2 separate regions of the Homo sapiens genome follow, and region 1 is linked to region 2. Evidence: chromatin loops called from intact Hi-C (ENCODE). Cell type or tissue: endothelial cell of umbilical vein. All regions are shown on one strand. Links, peaks and the distances in the headings refer to the core of each region. The heading gives the core; the rest is flanking DNA.

The links. Hi-C counts contacts between places; a loop is a spot of excess contacts. Peaks named below come from ENCODE experiments on the same cell type or tissue, not always from the same donor. Only the 100,000 strongest peaks of a DNase experiment are listed, where the experiment ranks them.
Region 1: a loop joins it to region 2, with 6 times the contacts of the local background. A loop is called at or near these places in 5 of 110 quality-filtered maps.

What each region holds. Positions count from the first base shown.
Region 1 is chr7:150,480,025-150,486,619 of GRCh38, forward strand. It overlaps the pseudogene EIF2AP1. Among named protein-coding and RNA genes, the nearest start is that of GIMAP7, 32 kb to the right of the region's middle. In endothelial cell of umbilical vein, for the core only: no CTCF peak of the experiment used is centred there; DNase peaks (open chromatin) are centred at 3,697, 4,147 and 4,367; H3K27ac peaks cover 2,423 bases.
Region 2 is chr7:150,559,230-150,567,534 of GRCh38, forward strand. LOC107986860 (endogenous retrovirus group K member 19 Env polyprotein-like) reads right to left here and starts at 4,873. Exons shown (of 2, transcript XM_017012936.2): 1 at 3,984-4,873. The coding sequence starts at 4,554. GIMAP4 (GTPase, IMAP family member 4) reads left to right here and starts at 8,161. Exons shown (of 3, transcript NM_018326.3): 1 at 8,161-8,208. In endothelial cell of umbilical vein, for the core only: no CTCF peak of the experiment used is centred there; a DNase peak (open chromatin) is centred at 3,902; H3K27ac peaks cover 1,935 bases.

The sequences.
Region 1 (6,595 bases), core at 1,586-6,585, 79 kb before region 2:
GGGGAGGAGCTGAGTTGGGCAGGAAGAGCCTGGCAAAGCCCAGGCCAACTCAATAGGGAATTCTGGGGCAAAGACAGATTAATAGCCAAGTCCTGCATTGGACAGACACTAGGAGCTCTGCTGTGCTCCGCTTTAGGCTGGGGACTGGCTGGAGAAAGCATGGCTTCAGCTCAGAAGCTCAGATGGGACCTGACAGTGTTGCAGCTGGAGCTGAATGGCAAGTTTCTTCTTGAAGTGAAAGCCTTCAAGAGTGGCATCCCTTCCTCACTGCCATAATTGGCGGACATCCTCCATGTCTCACTGAAGACCCTCCTTGAGCTGGAAGTCCAGAACTGATATTCTACTCTCTCAAACATATGTGTCTTACCAAGGCCACTATCATGCTGGCCACCTATTGCTTGTCCTGCCTCTCCAATGTGACATCATTGAGGTAATGTGCTAGTTCTCAACTGGAAACAATTTTGCCCTGTAGAAGACATTTGGCAATTCCTGGAGAAATTTTCTTTTTCTTTTTTTGGAGACGGAGTCTTCCTCAGTCACCCAGGCTGGAGCGCAGTGGTGTGATCTGGGGTCACAGCAAGCTCCGCCTCCCAGGTTCATGCTATTCTCCTGCCTCGGGCTGCCGAGTAGCTGGGACAACAGGCGCCCACCACCACGCCCGGCTAATTTTTTTTAAAAATTACTTTTAGTAGAGATGGGGTTTCACTGTGTTAGCCAGGATGGTCTTGATCTCCTGACCTCGTGATCTGCCCGCCTTGGCCCCTCAAAGTGCTGGGATTACAGGCGTGAGCCACCACACCCAGCCTCCTGGAGAATTTTTTAGTTGCCACAACAGGGAGTGGGTGCTACTGGTATGTGGTAAATAGAATCCAGGGATGCTACTGAACATCCTAAGATGCACACGACAGTCCCCCACAACAGAGTTATCTGGACCAAAATGTCAATAGTCCCAAGGCTGAGAGACCCTGATACAGTGGACCAATGTGATAGACTGCAGGATGTACAGATGATCCAGACCTCTTTTGGTTAGAGAGTGGGAGAGGTAACTTCTAAGGAAATGTTTTTTGCCTATTTACAGTGCCTCTGTTTTGCTGATGCACTAAGAACATGCTTATTTTTCACAAAGGGTCATCCAGCACCCCCAGCCTCCTCTCCTTCCTCAGAGCAATCCTTTTCACTTCATTTCTCTCTTTTCCTGCACTGAGCAAGATTTACTGAAGAACAAGGCTTTTGTGATGAACTTAGCATAAAGAGTAAAAAAAAAAAAAATAGTTTCGTGATTCCATGACGACAGAAAGTCCCATAAAATTTGGCTAAATTTCTGCAAGGGAGTCAGCTAAGTTGCTGACATGATCTGTGAAGCCTGCCAGCAAGCTCACTTCCCTAGAAGAATCCCCAGGCCACTTGGCTATGAGCCTCTTCTCCTCCTCCCTCAAATGAAGCATCCACCTTTTCAGTAAAAACCCTCTCCTTCCTAGCTCATCCTTACATTAGCTTGTTCCATGGGCCCACTGGTCCAGCCTCTACCACTAGCACACTATCATCCTCCCTAGCAGATGAAGGCATCGGCAGGCCCACCTCCCGTTCTCCCATGAGAGGCAGCTTGATGTTCATGAGAAACCTCCGTGGCCTTCACTCTTGCACCTCTGTATTTCTGTGAATACACACAGGATGTGCTCAACAGACTGGTGTAAAATCTAGTTGTGAACAGCATGATCAGCATGATACATTTTCCTCTTCAGCTACAAACTTCCTGTTTATTGCTCTTCACTTCACATCGTCCTCATGTATGTTGGTGGGTGGTAGTGTGGCGGGCTTGCGTTTCCTGACCCACAGATTATAGGGCAGCGTGTAGGCTAGACTAAAAGGGGTCAAGCCAGGGCCAAGGTGTCATGCCTAAAAGACCCTCTGGGAATATACTTGTAATTTGTCCTTCAAAAATCATCAGTAACCTGAAGTTTAAAATGACATCATGTCGACAATAATTATGAATGTTTTCCTAGCTTGCAACCCACCTGCTCTTGCAGCACTATGGGCTGCCAGCAAGTTCCTGTTTCCCTCAATTTATTTCTGAGGTTTCCCAATGGATGAGTTACATTAGCTACCGAAAATTTCTGTCACTTGTCACGTGGTGTTTATCTTGGTTTTACTTTTGTCCTGATCCAAATCCTTCTCCACTGGGTGCTGCTTACTAGGCACTGTTAACTACAAAGCATGCCTTTCAATCCTGTTGGCCACCACAGCTTCAAGTCAACACTGCAAGGCCTACTGGGTATTGGAGCATGCGCTAAACACCTTTGGTCTTTCTTCTATTTGTGTTTTCACTGGGTAATGAGGTTCTCACGGGCACCACTTTTGGCTCCACTGGCTGTTCATCCCTTCCTTCCTGGGTTTCCTATTTTGCAAATGGTGCCATAATCTGTCTAGTTGTCCATGACAGAAGCCTTGACTCTTTCTTCCAACAAATAACAAAAGAGTTGTGTATTATAAAGGCTTCATGTCTCTCTGGAGCATCCACTTTTTTTTTTCCTTATCTCTACTCGAGTTATGGTCACCATCGTTTCTGGACTGGATTGTTGCAACTGTTTCTTTGGATTGAACCTGTTTCGAGGCTTGCTTCTCTCAAATTACCTTTCACACTGCAACCATAATGCTATATATTTATAAGACAAATATAATTGTGAGATGATGTCAGTGGGAATAGCAGAATAATGTCCTCCAAAAATCTCCACAAAGATAGAGAACACTGTCAAAAAATAGTCAGAATCAACTCTTTTTTTTTTTTTTTTTTTCAGAACTCTGGGTATCAACCCAACGCTTGAAGCAATATTGAGAGTGTTCATTCAAGAAAAATAGTAAGAATAGTGAGTTCTGTCATGTTTCAACTTGCCCCTTTCTCATTACCCCCAACTCTGTGGTAACCTTGAAAACCAAAAAACTAAAATCACTATGAAAACTAGCAGCCTGGAAGCCACTGAAGGGAGCTGAATGGAGTTAGAGCCCCTTAAAAGTCCCATTTCTAGAAAAATGTCATTATTTGACCTGTCCAGTGGTGCCCTGGGAGATCCCACTTGCAATTCAGGAATGGAAAACCAAATAGTGTATTTTCTCATTTCTTAGTGGGAGCTAAGCTATGAGGACGCAAAGGCACGAGAATGATATAATGGACTGAGGAACTGGGAGGGGGGCAGATTGGGAGGGGGATGAGGGATAAAAGACGACACTGGGTCCAGTGTACTCTGCTTGGGTGACGGGTGCACTAAAATCTCAGAGATCACCACTAGATAACTTATCCATGTAACCAAAAACCACCTGTACCCCAAAAACCATTGAAATAAAAATTAAAAAAGGAACAAGGTAATGAAAAAGAATAAATATAGTACTAATTTAAAAGAAAGAAAAATCCTGAGATCCTCCCCACTGTTTCTAAGAGTCCTCTTTTTCCTCAGCCTTTTCTCTACCTCCTCAGTCCTACAGAATTATGCACTGTTTCTTTGTTGGTGCAAGACTCCAAAAGCCTAAAATGTGGTGTTTTTACTGTTACTTTAAAAAAAAAAAAAAAACACCCTGGTATTCACACACACAATTATTCCTATTCGACTTTTTCTTTTTCCTGTTGTTTTAGTTTCAGGAACTTTTACTGGAGGTTCTGCAGAGAACATGCAGAGTCAGCATGCAGCCTTCCTTCCTGATTTTGATCACTCTTCCTTTTGCTCCTTCCTCTTTTAAAAAAGTGTAAGACGCTTTTATTTGTGTCTTGAGAGACTGTTCTTTAGTGGATAATAATATCTCTGTTTTAGTCTGTCAAGCTTTGGTTAAAAAAACTCATTCCTACCCCCTTCTACATTACATTGAAAGGTAGGAAAAGTCCATTTAATAAACATTTAAAAACCCCACATATTCAGAATATTGGATACATTATAAATGATCATCAAGTATGGGCATAAGAATGTTTAGAGTACCCCATCAGGTTTAACAAGAAGATATATTTATACTGATTTCTGGCATTCAATTTATGTTCTTTAAATACCTAAAAGACTCATTTCTAAATCTTCTAGCTCCTGGAGAAGGGCTATCTCTTTTTGAATTTTCTCCAGCTGCTTTTTTTCCTAGCTGTTTGCCGGTTGCTGCTTGTTATTTCAGTTGTTTGATTGTTTTCAGTTTCCTAGGTTCTCATGTTTTCCCCGCTATCTTAAAATCTCTTCATGTTGGCTGAGAGAAGATATTTTGGGGTGTGTTTCCTGTTTTGCAGTGACTGGCTTCATGCTTCCTTTGTTCTTAGGGGATGTTTTGGGAAATGGCTTGTTATTTGCCCTTGTAGTTTCATATTCTCTGCGGCCCCTCCTCATGTAGCTTAAGATCAATGACTTGTTCATTTCTTCTAAGTGGAGTTCTAAAAGTCATTGCAATATTGGCTCCTCACAGGGTACTTAGAACTGCTTAATAAGTTATTGATTTTATTGGAAATACTATGTCCAGAATTTTTCGCTAACGATTTCTGCATTTGATGGCATGATATTTTTGTGCAGGATAGAGCTAGTATAATGGAAAATCTCGCACCCATTATTAACACATAACCTGGGGGCACATGTAGTAGTTGTTGCAAGACAGGTTCAGTATACAAGTATCAGTCATGTATTACACCATATTAATAGAATGAAGGACAAAAATTGCATGATCATTTCACTGGATGCAGAAAAAACATTGTACAGCTCTTTATCTGGGCACCAAGCAAAGTATGTAAAATTTGAAGCCATAGGTTTGGAAATAAGTTTGTGGTTTTTAACATCCCACAATTTTTCCCCTTGATTTCCAAACCCCTACAGTAGTAATATGTATGAATACAGTGGTAATATGTATGAAGACTATAGTAGACTGTATTACAAGAGCCAGTTCCAAAGTCAAGTTTACAATCACACAGCAAGTAGAGAATTGCTGCTTTGACAAGAGTTTTCCTAGAGGGCCCAACTCATTATAAATGGGATCACTCTTCAGTATTTACATTATAGCATTTTATTTGTTGCAATATAGAAACAGGTTTGTTATTGACAGTAGGAAACTATGGTTTTGTCGACATCTGCATTACCTATTACCAACTCACTGATAGCTTTTAGATTGTATTTTAGTTCTCACTACTAATGTTACTTTGCCTCAAACCAGGAAACAGGTTCCTAGATCTCCCTACACCCATGTATACGTAGCCTGCCTGGGGCTTCCTTTTTCCATGTTATAAGCTGTCTGGAGTAGGCCTATTTTGGGCAGATTCCGGCTAATCTTTCCTCTTCAGGTTTACTTTTCTCAGTCTAATGTGGTATGGATGTTAGCTGAGTTGTACTGTGGGCTCATGCTACTCCATTTAGAAAGAAAATTTGGGAAGCCTCATTTTGAACTTTCATTCTTGTTGTGTTCTTCACTCCAACATCTTAGGGGGCTCTGTGTTTTGGATGAAAAGGTGATCATTTGCCCAACCGACTCCATTCTTTATGTATATATGCTATTTTTTTTTTTTTTGAGACGGAGTCTCGCTATGTTGGCCAGGCTGGAGTGCAGTGGCGCGATCTCGGCTCACTGCAAGCTCCGCCTCCCGGGTTCACGCCATTCTCCTGCCTCAGCCTCCCGAGTAGCTGGGACTACAGGCGCCCGCCAACACGCCCAGCTAATTTTTTGTATTTTTAGTAGAGACGGGGGTTTCACCGTGTTAGCCAGGATGGTCTCGATCTCCTGACCTCGTGATCTGCCCGCCTCAGGCTTCCAAAGTGCTGGGATTACAGGCGTGAGCCACCGCGCCTGGGGTATATATGCTATTATTCAGAGCTATGGAGGAAAGAAGGGGCTCATCGGCACGCTGAATCGAAACAGTAACACCTGGAATGTGAACGGTGGTTCGAAAAGTATTAACATGCTTACTTTTTGGAATTTCTAAGCACATGAACATGGCTAAATTCTGTTGGAGGCACCCGTCTGTCCTCAGGTGAAATTAAGATATGTTTGGTTATAAAAGAGATGCCAAGAGAAAAATAAAGGTAATATTCAGATTCAGATATTTTAAGAAAATGGCTTTGCATAAATCCAACAACATTGCAAGCCAAGATTTTGTCTAAGTATATCAACAGTCATGTCTGGTAGGGTAGGCAATCTGTTTTTCTGTTTCACTCCAAGAACATACCAAAATATTTCAATCACATCTATCTTCCCAAAAACTACTCTGATATTAGCTTAACATTACAAACGATTTCCCCTTTTAATGAATGAATGAATCACCTCTAGCTACTACTAACTCTTAGTACACAATTTTTAAAAACAGTCTCTGGGGCTTCTGATATTTGTTTTAAGTTTTAATCATTAATGGATGACTGTTTCTGAAAATCCACTTTTCCCCTTACATTTGTGAGATAAAATAAAAGAGACCGTAAACGTCAGATAAGGTTCAGCCAGAGAATTATATTCTGTACAAATAATGGTACAACAGCAATCTTTGGTTGTTGGGGCAGCTGCAACACAGCACAGATGTTACCTTCAACTTCCTTTGTAAAAAAATAAGTTTAAGTGTAAAAAATATATTATGACTTTATGATAAGGAAGGCTGGGGACTCTT
Region 2 (8,305 bases), core at 1,505-6,504:
CAATTATTACATCACTAAAGATTCTATATAAATTAAGATCATAATAAGGGAATATCATGGAAAACTTTAGGCCAATAAATTCAACAACTTTGAGGAAATAGAGAAGTTTCTTGAAACTACCAAAGTTCACTTAAGAAGAAATACATAATCTGAACATTCCTATATTATTAGGTGTTGCAGGAAGTCAGGGACCCCGAATGGAGGGACCGGCTGGAGCTGCAGCAGAGGAACATAAATTTTGAAGATTTCATTTTAATATGGACATTTATCAGTTCTCAAATAATACCTTCATAATATCTTATGCCTGTCTTTAATCTCTTAATCCTGTTATCTTCGTAAGCTGAGGATGTATGTCACCTCAGGATCACGGTGATAATGGTGTTAACTGTACATATTGATTGTAAAACGTGTTTGAACAATATGAAATCAGTCCACCTTGAAAAAGAACAGAATAATGGCAATTTTTAGGAACAAGGGAAGACAACCATAAGGTCTGACTGCCTGTGGGGTCAGGCAAAAAAAGCCATATTTTTCTTTTTGCAGAGAGCCTATAAATGGACATGCAAGTAGGAGACATATCACTGAATTCTTTTCCTGGCAAGGAATATTAATATTAATATTAATACCCTGGGAAAGGAATGCATTCCTGGGGGGAGGTCTATAAATGGCCGCTCTGGGAATGTCTGTCTTATGCAGTAGAGATAAGGACTAAGATACTCCCTGGTCTCCTGCAGTACCCTCAGGCTTACTAGGATGGGGAAAACTCTGCCCTGGTAAATCTGTGGTCAGACCAGTTCTCTGCTCTTGTACCCTGATTTCTGTTGTTTAAGATGTTTATCAAGACAATACGTGCACCGCTGAACATAGACCCTTATTAGTAGTTCTGCTTTTGCCCTTTGCCCTGTGATCTTTGTTGGACCCTTATCAGTAGTTCTGCTTTTGCCCTTTGTCCTGTTCCCTCAGAAGCATGTGATCTTTGTTAGACCCTTATTAGTAGTTCTGCTTTTTGCCCTTTGAAGCATGTGATCTTTGTACCTACTCCCTATTCTTGCACCCCCTCCCCTTTTTAAAACCCTTAATAAAAACTTGCTGGTTTGAGGCTCAGGGGGGCATCATTGTCCTACCAATATGTGATGTCACCCACGGCGACCCAGCTGTAAAATTCCTCTCTTTGTACTGTCTCTCTTTATTTCTCAGCCAGCTGACACTTAAGGAAAATAGAAAGAACCTACATTGAAATATTGGGGGTGGTTTCCCCCAATAGTTAGGGAAACATTGTGTTCATGAGAGAAGCATTCTTTCCTTGGGAACTGAGGCCAACATAACCCAAAGCTGTGGGAAAGGGAAGCCACAATTTCACATGGCTCATTAGGATCAATAGTGGGAAGATCCATTCTGATATCAAACATTGGTTCTGCTCTTTCTATCATAGAAGTGGATACATGCCCCCCGGTGGCCAACTGATCTCCCTGGGATATGGTGTTGGATCAAAGGCTCAGTGTTGGTCTTAGCTCTTATTAGTTTGGTCACTTAACAGTGGCTGTAGCCAGCTTGGCCTCAGAGACTGGGAGTCAAAATTGCTGCATTCATGCATAACCCCCATCCCTACCACCATGTGATGAGCCTATTAAGCAAGGACAGGTGTGGCTGGGAGAAGAGGCTGGCTGATGTGCACAGAATTGGGTATATTAATTAATATCCTTTTCTGAATTCTCTTTAATCAGTGTTAATATGAGGTACACATGTCTGTACATTTCATGCTCTTCAGAGATGTCCATCTGTATCTCTCTCCTCTGACCTCAGTCCTCAAAACTGCATTACTACAGTCCATTATCATCCCTTTTGTTGGGGTCCAGCCTCAACACTACCTGCGGGTACCCAAAGTCTGGTGGCAACAAAGGAATGAGAAAAGACAAGTTAAGATTTAAAGTAGGTCCAGGGGGCCAGTTGCTGGAGGGAAGGCTGCAAAAGGCCCAGAGCTCTGGCTGCCTGACAATTTATTGAGTACAATTTTTTGATCTAAGAAGGGGATGGTACAGGGTGAAATGGTGAAGGAGGGGTACGTGTGTCATTCGGTTGTGAAAGATCTATAGCAGTGACGGTTAAGTGAATTTCCTTTAAGCTAAAAGCATATGTCTAACTACTGAGATAATCTTTAACTTATTGGGCTGCAGCTGGTAGGAGTTGGTTTTACAAAAAGTCAGGATGTCTGGTCACATTCCAGTGCTCAAGGGAGTGTTTCAGCCATGCTCACTGGCATGGGGACACAATGGCAATAAGGAGATGTTTCTCCTCAGGGGCCCCCTATGGTATTCCATAGGTGTCCTACACAGGGGTGACTGGCTAAACTGGCACCCCATAATCCCTTCCACCAGCACTTGCCCCCCGCTTTTTTTAATTAATAACTGCCATTTCTATCATGGCTTGCTTGTGGTGTCTGGCTTCTCTCCCAAGGCATCTTTTGCACCTGTAGACTAAAAATAAGCAGCATAGACAAACAGAAATTAAAGCAAAGTTTGTAGCAGTTGATTCTCCAATGGTTTTAATCCATTTCAGAGGATTCAGGTCAGAGAGCCCATCAACAGCTCCATTAAGGGCATCAGCACCAGGTAAGAGAGTTAAGTGGGCTTGAGATGCCTCAAAAACTTGTTCCTTTAATTTTCTTATGTCCAGTGTTAGATTTTCCTCTCTTCCTTCTAGATAGTGTTTAACCTTTTCCCAATGATGCACAGAGGCATTATAAGATTGAGGAGTAATACAAAAATCAGAAGTATTCCAATCACACTGTATTTGTATTCTATGTTCCAGGTTTATAATTCAATCCCCCATTCATGGTACTGTTTGATGGAGATCATTAATCTGATTAGCTAATTTTTGATCAATTTGTTTCTGGGTATTCCAAAGCTTAGAAGAATTCTTTTGCCACTGGTTAACATAATCAGCAGTTTGAACAGAAGAATGTAAGCAACACCTGTGGCTGCTGTCGTGGCTGTTACAGCTATGGTACCCATAATAACTGCAATAAGAGTGAAAATAAACCTTTTTGTTCAATTAAGCATTCCCTTTAGTATTTCAGTGACAATATGAATGGAAAGGGAAGCTTTCCAAGGTCTATTAAGGGAAACAGGTATCCAAACTCCCTCTCAGGCTCTGACAAGCAAGATACTATTATTCTTATCAAATGTAGAGTCAATGCAAGTGAAAAGATGACAGCCAAGACATGATATAGTTTGAAAATCAGGTAAAATATTGATTTGTCCTACTGCCAACATAAGAGGAGGTTTAACACAACCCTGTAATGGGACATCTGATTAGAGGACTAAGCTACAACAAATTGAAGTTTTTTACTATGGGTTTCTGTTTTATATTCTCCTTTTCAAATCCATATTGGGGTTTGAACCATCATTAATTTCTACAGTTCTGGGTGTTCTGAACCTACTATTGGATCAATCATTTTAGGGCATGGAGGAACCATATCACTGCCTTCCCAGAAGACAGGAAAGTCGGCTTCTATTCTATACTTTTGGGTAGGTGCCTTTTCGGAATAGTCAATTGGCAAGCTGCGCTCTTGACATCCCTTGTGCTGTCCAGTACAATTTACTGCAAATTGCCCCTTAGAGGTCCAGTCAATAACGATTCCATAGGAGTTATTTTGCAGTACCACAGCACTATTTGCAATGCAATCTTCCCAAGTCAGCACCTCAGCTTCCTTAGACCATAATGTCAATTGTTCTGGGCATTTTTTCTTTCTTGGCCTAAATTGATTAGTAAGAATATTAGCTATACGATAGGAATTTCCTGAGGATATGACTTTTGTTTTAGATTGAAAGCTCCTTCCACTAACTATATGAATAGAGGCCTCTGATCCATTATGTGCAGGGACATAAACCATCCAGCTTTGTTTGTCATAATCTAAACATCCTGCTGCAGGCCCCAGACATATAGAAGGAAAGCAATACCAATGGACACATTTATTAACATACCTTCCTCCTCTGGATGAGTAGGGCCTTGGTTATCAGTTGGTCCGGGCATCCAAACACTATTATTAACATAAACCTCAACTGGGGAGTTCAGCCAAGTAAGAGGTCTAATCAGTGGAGGGAATGGAATGTAATCCCAATAGGTATAATTTTGATCAGCCTCAGCTACAGGGAGACTCACTGCCAGGGTAATTACCACCATCATAGCTACCAGCAGATTGCAGGAGGTCCACGGTTTGTCCTGAGACTTCAGGTCCTCTTCTGCAAGCTGGGTCAATCTCTTAATCTGCCCCCAGGTCGGTGGAGTTGACTGGTGAGTCTTGCTGGTCACCTTCTGCTCAGCAGAAATCTTCATTTGAGCCATCAGGCAAGTTGGGAGTGCAAAGTTCCGAGGTCTTCTCCTCTTCCTTGGATTCTGACTCACGGCACAGCTTAAGATGTCTTGTAGGCACCCAGAGAGGAAGCTGATTTTCTCCTGGTGAAATACAAGAAAACCCTCTACCCCATGTAATGATTCTCCCCTCTTCCCAGGTCTTTGTTCTGACATCTTTCCACCACACAAGGTTTCCTTCATGGGGATTTATTTTTTGCCCTGTTAGATGCTGCTCTGCTGCAGTTGTAAACTGATCTCTGGACAAGTTCAAAAAATTTAAAATAATAAGAGCCAGTTGTAGCTGCATATAGGGAGTGGAGTATTCCCCCCTCTTTGCCTTTTGTTTTTGTAATTGAGTTTTTAAAGTTCTGTTTGCAAGTTCAACAATGGCCTGTGCTTGAGAATTATAGGGTATGCCAGTACTATGTCGAACACCCCATTGTTGTAAGAATGTTTCTAAAGATTTAGTGCAGTAGCCTGGCCCGTTGTCTGTTTTAAGTTCCTGTGGAATGCCCATAACAGCAAAACAAGAAAGCAAATGTCTTTTTATACGTGCTGTAGCTTCACCAGTTTGGCAGGTAGCCCACATGAATTTTGAAAATGTATCAACACTTACAGGAACGTAAGAAAGTTTACCAAATTTAGGAATGTGGGTAACGTCAGTTTGTCAGATTTTGTTAGGTGCCAACCCTCTAGGGTTAACACCAGTTCCTTGATGTGGTAATTGTAATACTTGGCACTGAGGACAATGTTGTACAATGTCCTTTGCTTGTCTCCAGGTGATTTGATATTTCTGTTTAAGTCCTGCTGCATTAACATGTGTTAAGGAGTGAAAGTCTTGGGCATCTGTGAGTACAGGAGAAACTAATAAATCAGCTTGATTATTAGCCCTTACAAGGGGCCCAGGGTGATTAGTATGTGTTTGGATGTGTGTAATATGAAAAGGAAAACCTTGATGATGCACCACCTTCTGTAAGGAAGAAAACAGTTGATAAAGTTGTTCATCAACAATGTACTTAATTAATGCAGTTTTTATGTTTAGAGTGGCTTGAACAACGTAAGCCGAACCAGAGACAATATTTACAGGCTGATTAAAATCTTTCAACACAGTTATAACTGCCTGTAATTCAGCCCTCTGAGCTGAATGGAAATTAGTATGAATAATTCAATTTTTAGGTCCTACACAGGCTGCCTTTCCAGAACTAAAGCCGTCTGTAAATACAGTCACTGCTCCTTCTAAGGGAGCATTATGGGTAATTTTTGGCAGAACTCATGTAGTTAATTTTAAAAACTGAAAAATCCTATTTTTTGGATAATGATTGTTAAGGTTTCCTATGAATTCAGCTTGCCAATTAACTTGCCAATAAATTTACTTGCCAATTAAAGGAGTTAATAAAAACCTGTCGAATCTGGTTTTTGTTCATTGGAACTATAAAAAGACCATTCAACCAAGTCCTCACTCTGAGCAATAACCCCTGTAGGTGAATGGAGCTTGTTGTATTTTTTCCTCAATCATTAGTGCTGGTTGTAAGCCACAGATTGTAATAGGGAATGAACATAAGGAGAATTTGGCCCACATTGTCCAATTGCTTGCCTTAAGTCTTTCAATATTTTAAAAGGGAATGGCTCCCAGTGTGACTGAGCATGTCCAGGCTGCTCCTCTGGTATGACAGTCACCAGAAACTGCCAAGCATCCAAGTCCCCACTTTCTCGTGCCTGATGAATGGAAGCCTGAATTGTCCCATATTTAACGTTGGGAGGAGCCTGAAGCATCTCTTTGGAATAATTAACAGGTGGACAAGTCTGAATTTTTAACCGTAATTAACTGGTGGCTGAGTCTGATTTTTACCATAGTTAACGGCAGGTTGTGCAATAACAGGTGCCGCAAACGGCATCTCAGGCTCCCATGCCTGCAGTTCACAAGGCTTAGGTGGGGGTGGCCATTCCGGAGCTTCCCCTGAGGGTGCAGTAGGTTGAACTGTCTCTTTCATATGTTTTTGGAGGTTAGCATACATAACCTCCTGATTCTCCCCCTTTTTTAACTGGAGCTAGATGTTGAGGTGATCAGGCCCAACCCCTTTAATGCCTGCATGATCTCGTTCCCATTCCTGATATTAATAACTTGTATACTGTATGTTTTGCCCCTTTTCTTGATTTATGTAGATAGAGGCTTATCAATTTTATTAATTATTTCCAAAGAATTCATGTTTGATTTTATTGGTTTTCTCTATTTTTTTTTTCTGTTTCAAGATTTCTTCCCTTTAGTATTTCCTTCATCCTCCTTACTTTAGGTTCAATTTGCTGTTCCTTTTCTAAATTTTTAATGTGGTATCACAAATTATTGTTTTCATTTCTGGATCTTTAATGTAGACATTTTTGTCTACACATTGCTTTATTGTTAAAGCATTAGATGAAACGTGGTGCTCACTGCAAATGTAGTCCCTAACAGAGAACTTTCCTACTGCAGTGATCCCTGTAACCTGAATAAAGATTCCCTAAGTAATGATCCAGTGCTTTAATAGTACTAAAAATAAATACTATATTTTGCATCAATTTCTGTAATTAAATAGAATAATATATACCTTCTAGCCAGGTTTAGGCTTCAGAAACAAAATATAATCCTAGTCTTTTAAGGTATCTCAGTTCAGAATCGCGGAGATGCTTTCTCATGCTGCCTGTTCTTTTGGACTTGCCTTCGTTTGCCTGTCAAACCAAGGGACCAAGTGGTCTTTGTTATTTAAGTCATGTTGCTCTGGAATGTAAATTATCCTTACTGTTGGTGCAAGATGTATTCCATTGCCTTGTTCTGCTTTTTAGTGTAGCCATCCTGTGCTTGTATACCCAGGGCCAATCACATTCTATCCTCAAAGAAATGTATGTCTTTCTCTTACAGTTCTCTTTAGAATTATTAGCAATTTTATAATTACTAAAGTGCTATGTAATTCTAAATAAGGTCTCAGCTGTGGGGTATAATGGTAAATTGAGACCCCTTTTACAATGGAAAAATAACTGGTTATAACGGTGAGCTGGGACCCCATTACAATACTCTCAAAGTTTCCATTTTAGTGGTAAGTAGTGTCAGATGTCAGTGTTTAGAATATTTCAGTGGTTCCAGGACCATCTCAGGAGGTGAATTTTGGGCCCATCCTAGTCAGTCCAGTGAAAGTCATTTACTCTCTTTTGCTTCTAGCAGATGACTCATGGACATACCCTGGAAATAAGGACACACTGTGGACTCAGAGGACATACCTGAGGTACTGGGAGAAAGGGGTATGGGGGCTTAGCTGGGAGGCCTGTTGTGCTGAGCAGGGGTTCAGGGGCTCAAGGGTCTTTCAGAATAACTGATAACTCTCTAGTTTTGGCCCAGAAGTTTCTTCCAGAATGTCACAGCATGACCCATGTTTTTTGTCTCACTGCAGAGCCTTTGCAAGGTTCAGTATGGTAGCCACCAGGCATACCAAGCTGAATATTCCTTCTTTCCTTCTGGGGAAAATGCCTGGTGCAAGTTGTTCTGCCTGACTTTGCCTTTTAGAATTCTGACAATGGAGTAGCTATTTAACTTTAAATAAATTGAAACAAAATAAAATTTAAAATTCAGAACTGCAATCACACTCGTCACATTTCAAGCGCTCAGTAGTCACGTGTGGCTAAGGGTCACCATCTTGGACAGCACAGAACAACCCCATCCCTGCAGAAAGTTCTATTAGAGCTGCTGGATGATCAGGTGGGCAGGTCCCTTGCACAAGTAAATCTGGACAGCTCCTCCCCTCACTTCCTCTCTTCTCCTGTTTCTCAACATCCTGGCTTAGTATTGTGTGCAAAATCAGAGAGGGGTGCAAGATCCTGATTTTTCAGGTAAGGGAATAGGGGTGTGTGTGGTGGGGGTCGGGACGAATGTGCGATTTTGGTGAGGAGGGACCTGTATCTTAAATCGTCTGGTAAACATGTTTTC